Regions from separate parts of the Homo sapiens genome. Here region 1 is linked to region 2. The links are chromatin loops, found by intact Hi-C in ENCODE. Cell type or tissue: endothelial cell of umbilical vein. All regions are shown on one strand.

Region 1 (2,500 bases), 340 kb before region 2:
CTGTGCGAGTGCAGCGGAGGCGCTCGGCGTTCCGAGGATCTTTTCTGGCTGGACCCGCGCACCTGGAGATCCTACAGGGAAGGGCGCATCTATAAATGCCCGTAGTTGAGCTGTTAAGAAGGAGAAGGTGGCGGCCGTTCGGCCCCTCACAGCACTCAAGGGCGGAAGGGTCCAGCCACCAGCGCAGGCACTCTCCCAGCCCCTACATGTTCCCATTCAATTCTTTTTCTTCCCAGAATCCAAGAGGAAGGAGGGAGAAGGTCCATAAATGCGGCCCCGAACTACCCGAAAGGCTGCTGTCTGAATAAACCCGAAGGTATTAAGATTTCACGAAGTTAAGTGCCCAGTGTACGTAGCAAAGGAGCAGCAGGAAAGGGGCTTTTGGGCTTAAATTGACAGCCAAATACTCCCCATTCCTGTTACAGTTTGATGGAGGCGGGGAACCTGAATTTCTCAGAGAATAACTATAACTCATAAGGTTTAGCCACCACCTGCAAGGAGACAGCTCTGAATTCTCGGCCTGCTACGCCCCCACCCACGTGAATTTTGCTAAAACTAGTGACCCCAACGCATGTGAGTGCATACGGCATTTACAAATGTGTGTGTGTGTGTGTGCGCACAACACTCCAGTTCAGGCTGGCCACTTCAGTGAGAGGCTGTACCCGGAGTTTCGTTCGGAGGGGTTCGGGGCGCGCCCAATCCTTGTCTGGCCACTTGACGCCCTGGCAGGAAGAATCCTCCCGCCGCCGGCTCCCAGACACACTTGCTGGAGCTATGGTTTTCGCCAAGTCAACTCACTGATTGTGGGACGGGTGGTGGTATCTTCTAAAACTAGCAAACATATTCTGGATATAACCGGCCCTTGACAGAATCCGGCTGGTCTGCTCATTCCTTCCCCCGGCCGGGACTCGAGACGCCCCCACCCAACGTGTGGTCACTTAGTTTGCCTGAAGCTGGATTGCTCGCTGGAAATGAAACCCAGAGAGCAGGCCCCTGAGGCTAGGTTAACCCGGCAAAACGAAAAATGAAACAGGCCCCCAATCTGCGCCTGTGAAGACCAAGCCGCGGGCTGAGATTTTCGTCCTGCCCCCTCCCTGCCGCCCAGCGCCTAGCTCCTCTGCCTGGCCCGTTCTGCCCTGTTCTCTGTTTGAGGTTTGGGGGTCTAGATTGCAGGATCCTAGCACTTTATAAAACAGTCAGGTCTGGTCAGAAAATGAAAGGTCAGCGTTGCCGCCAGTCGAAACGACTGGTTTGTTTTCCGTCACTGGCCAGCTCCGCGCAAACGAATCTAAGCGACAAGCAGCTAGGGTCCTGCCGCCTGGGATGGAGGCAGCAGCCCCAGCGGGCAAGCTGTCCAAGTCCCAGAGAAGCCGGATGCCTCCTTCCCCTACGAATCAGCTCCCTTCTCCCGGAAAGACTCTCCAACTCCCCGTTAGCATTTCTACGCCCAAGGTCGCGCCAATTCCCCCCCAGCACTGCCGGGTCCCTGCAGCTCCCGCCCAAGAGGTTCCCAGTGGGTTCCTACCTGGAGACGCGGAGGGTGACGGGGGCCTCCAGAAGTCCTCAAACTCCGAGCTCCGTTCGCAGACGCTGCCTTCGCAGCTGTCTGGGGATGCGGAGGCTCTGTCTGGGGCTTCGGTCAGCTGCGATTCGGGGGACAAACGGTCCCGGGGCTCCGCCTTCGCCCCGCCTGCATTTGAAGTGCTGTCTGCAAAGAGGAGGCAGGTGAGGGGCTCAGGCTGGGACCGGTTGAGTCTGAGGGTGCTGAAGGCTCCCCCAATCCCCCGACCAGGGCAGCCGAGCGTCTTCCCCTCTCCACCCAGACCCCGGCCGGGAACCCTCTCGGATCCGAGGGCAGGCGCAGAGAGGCCATGGCACCTAGGAGACAAACCCGGAGGAACCAGGACAGTAGGAAACAAAAACAGCAGCAAAAGGGACGTTGGGGCAGCCCCTCCCAGCTCCGGACTAATGGTGTGCCGAGGTGCAGTAGGCATCCGGGGGAGCAGCCCCGCCTGGCCCGCGCGCGCCTCGCACCTGCTCGGCTAGGCGCCGGTACATTCTCTAAACGGAGGGAATAGTCTGGTCCTGGGGAGCGCGGCTGGTGGTAGCTGTGAGCCTTCTTGCTTTTGACGAGAAATGAGCGCGGCATGGTGGTCCGGCACTTTCCCCACTGCGCCCCAAGAGTCCCTGGAGCCGCTGTCACCCACGGTCACTCCGAGGGCTTGCTCAGCCCCAGCCCGGAGGAGACCTGAGAGGGAAAGAAAACCAGGTGGAGACGTGGGTCAGTACTCTCCGGTGCGGCGGACTGGGCACCCAGGCGGAGGGAGAGCGCGGGCCAGGGAGGCGCGCAGAGGGCCCACGGGAGGAGGGGCTTGACCCTGCTGCGCCGCGCTTACCAGGTGGCACTTGGACAGGTGGCGCGAACCCGCCGTCGTTGCCGCCGCCGCCACTGACACAGCTCAGCGGTAAAACCTGTCCCGGGGCCCTGTCTCAGGCCCCT
Region 2 (2,500 bases):
ATAGCTATTCTATTATAGAAAAAAAAAAGCTTATTTTATTCTGGAAAAGAGGACTTATTCTATATTCTTCAACAAGTGTGTAAATAATGGTGACAGTAAAATTTAAAAAGTCTCATCTAGGAAGTCATGTTAAGTTTCTACTTTTGGTGAATGAAAAATTATTGGTGAATGAAAAATTATTCTAAATTGGGTGGGTTTTAAAGGAAAAAATCATCTAGAGATTTTCTTGCCTGGGCCTTTACTTAATCTATGATGGGGACAACACCAAGGTTTAATGATTACTTCAGCAATAAATGACCAAAGAAAGTACACATGGTGATCTAAAGGCAAACATTCTAGTTTAGTAAGTAAGTTAAAACTATATCCACTTTGCCCATACTAATGCTGATCAGAACCTGTTTTTCCAATGTAAATACTGCAACTACACTGGTTGTGTTACACTTAAAATTGGGCAAAGTTCAAAGAATCTCAATTGCACCTACTCCAGGAAGCCAAGTGTTATGGGTCGTTGCAGATGACCAACCAGGGACAGCTTTAGGATTTTTACACAGCAGGAGCATACAGCAGCTTTCTAGGTGGAGAGGTAGGGTGAGAGAACAGGTCTTGAAGGTGCATGTACATAGCACTTTATAAAAATTGAGAAAATACTAATCGTCTGTATCAATGATGGGGGTGCTAATGAAGACTGTAGGGATACTAAAGCCCATTCTCTCCTTTGGTGCTACCCATGGCCCTGGGGGCTGAAATGGTCTGGAGTCTTTCTGACTTGTTGGTTTCAAACTTGAAGCCATCCAAGAATTGTTTCAGCCCCTTTTGGTATTGAGAATATATAAATTCACTACTACTGATAGCCTCAGACATTCTTGAAAAAAGGAGTCCCCACCCAAGGCTGGTCTTTGTCTCAACCAAAGACTGGCAGCAAGGATTCATGGGTTAAAGAGAGGGGCAAGAATTAGGAGGTAGTGGGTCTAGGAGGTAAAATCAATTTCATAGCTGAAGGAAGAATGGCCATTTATGTATTATAGAGGACAAAATGCAAAAGACAGTTGTGGAACACATACAGGTTATACCATATTTTTGGACCAAACTCAGAAGTGCACATGAATATGACCTGTGTACAATCCATGAGGTCCTGTGCTTACTTCCTGGTTTTAGGATAGCAACACTTTGAATTGCAAAGTCACTTACTGACATCTAATGACCCTGTCATTAGCCGCCTTCTCTCTCTGAGGCATTGCCCCAAACACCCACAAACACACAAACTCAAACTCACCTGCTCCTGCCCCTCTGTTACTGGAAACAGATGAATCTTGGCAAGCTTCTCCCAGGCTTTCACCAATATCCTCCTTCCCTTCCCAAATTTTAGGCCAGTAGCCAGTAGCTGCACCCTTCTTCAGGTATACTTAGATGGAAAGAAGTAGGTCATTTGTTCATTTCCCAATTTTCTTTCTGCCCCTAGAAATACAGCTTCATCTTCTGGCAGCTTGCTGGCCACACTCCTCCTTCTGGTGAGTAGAAGCACTGCAAGCAAGACCAAATTACCCCTAATCCACTGCAAATCTCTATTTGTCAAAACAAAACAAAACAACAACAAAACACCTCAAATAAAACTAGAGGCCAGGCCTGGTGGCTCATGCCTGTAATCCCAGCACCTTAGGAGCCCAAGGACATCATATTACCTGAGGTCAGGAGTTCGAGACCACCCTGGCCAACATGGCGAAACCCCGTCTCTAATAAAAATACACAAAAACTAAGCTGGGAGCAGTGGCTCATGCCTGTAATCCCAGCACTTTGGGAGGCCGAGGTGGGGGGAACACTTGAGGTCAGGAGTTCGAGACCAGCCTGGCCAAAATGGCGAAACTCTGTCTCTACTAAAAATACAAAAAGTAGCTAGGCGTTCTGGTGTGCGCCTGTAGTCCCAGCTACTTGGGAGGCTGAGGCAGGAGAATCGCTTGAACCTGGGAGGCAGAGGTTGCAGTAAGCTGAGATTGTGCCATCGCACTCCAGCCTGGGTGACAGAGCAAGACTCTGTCTCAGAAAAAAAAAAAAGAAAAGAAAGAAAAAACCCACAAAAATTAGCTGGGTTCACGTGATGGCATGTGCCTGTAATCCCAGCTACTTGGGAGGCAGAGGCAGGAGAATCGCTTGAATCCTGGAGGAAAAGATTGCAGTGAGCTGAAATCGCACCACTGCTCTCCAGCCTGCGCAACAGAGTGAGACCCTGTCTAAAAAAAAAAAAAAAAAAAAAACTAGAAGGCCAGGCTCAGTGGCTCACGTCTGTAATCCCAACACTTTGGGAGGCCAAGACAGAAGGAGAACTTGAGCCCAGGAGTTCGGGACCAGCCTGGGCAACATAGCAAGATCCTGTCTCTACAAAAAAATTTAAAAGGCCAGATGCAATGGCTTACACTTTGTAATCCCAACACTTTGGGAGGTGGGAGGATTGCTTGAGTCCAGGAGTTTGAGACCAGCCTGGGCGACATAGCAAGATTCCATCTCT

Evidence for each region. Hi-C counts contacts between places; a loop is a spot of excess contacts. Peaks named below come from ENCODE experiments on the same cell type or tissue, not always from the same donor. Only the 100,000 strongest peaks of a DNase experiment are listed, where the experiment ranks them.
Region 1: it touches region 2 in a loop (5-fold over the local background); 2 of 110 quality-filtered maps call a loop at or near these places.

What each region holds. Positions count from the first base shown.
Region 1 is chr1:92,481,339-92,483,838 of GRCh38, forward strand. It overlaps GFI1 (growth factor independent 1 transcriptional repressor), which reads right to left. Exons shown (of 7, transcript NM_005263.5): 2 at 2,035-2,248; 3 at 1,526-1,708. The coding sequence starts at 2,149. Among named protein-coding and RNA genes, the nearest start is that of GFI1, 4.3 kb to the right of the region's middle. RefSeq lists silencers at 1,044-1,133, 2,254-2,383 and an enhancer at 1,770-2,369. In endothelial cell of umbilical vein, no CTCF peak of the experiment used is centred here; no DNase peak of the experiment used is centred here; H3K4me3 peaks cover 493 bases; H3K27me3 peaks cover 2,409 bases.
Region 2 is chr1:92,817,046-92,819,545 of GRCh38, forward strand. No RefSeq gene overlaps it. Among named protein-coding and RNA genes, the nearest start is that of RPL5, 14 kb to the right of the region's middle. In endothelial cell of umbilical vein, a CTCF peak has its summit at 1,517; no DNase peak of the experiment used is centred here.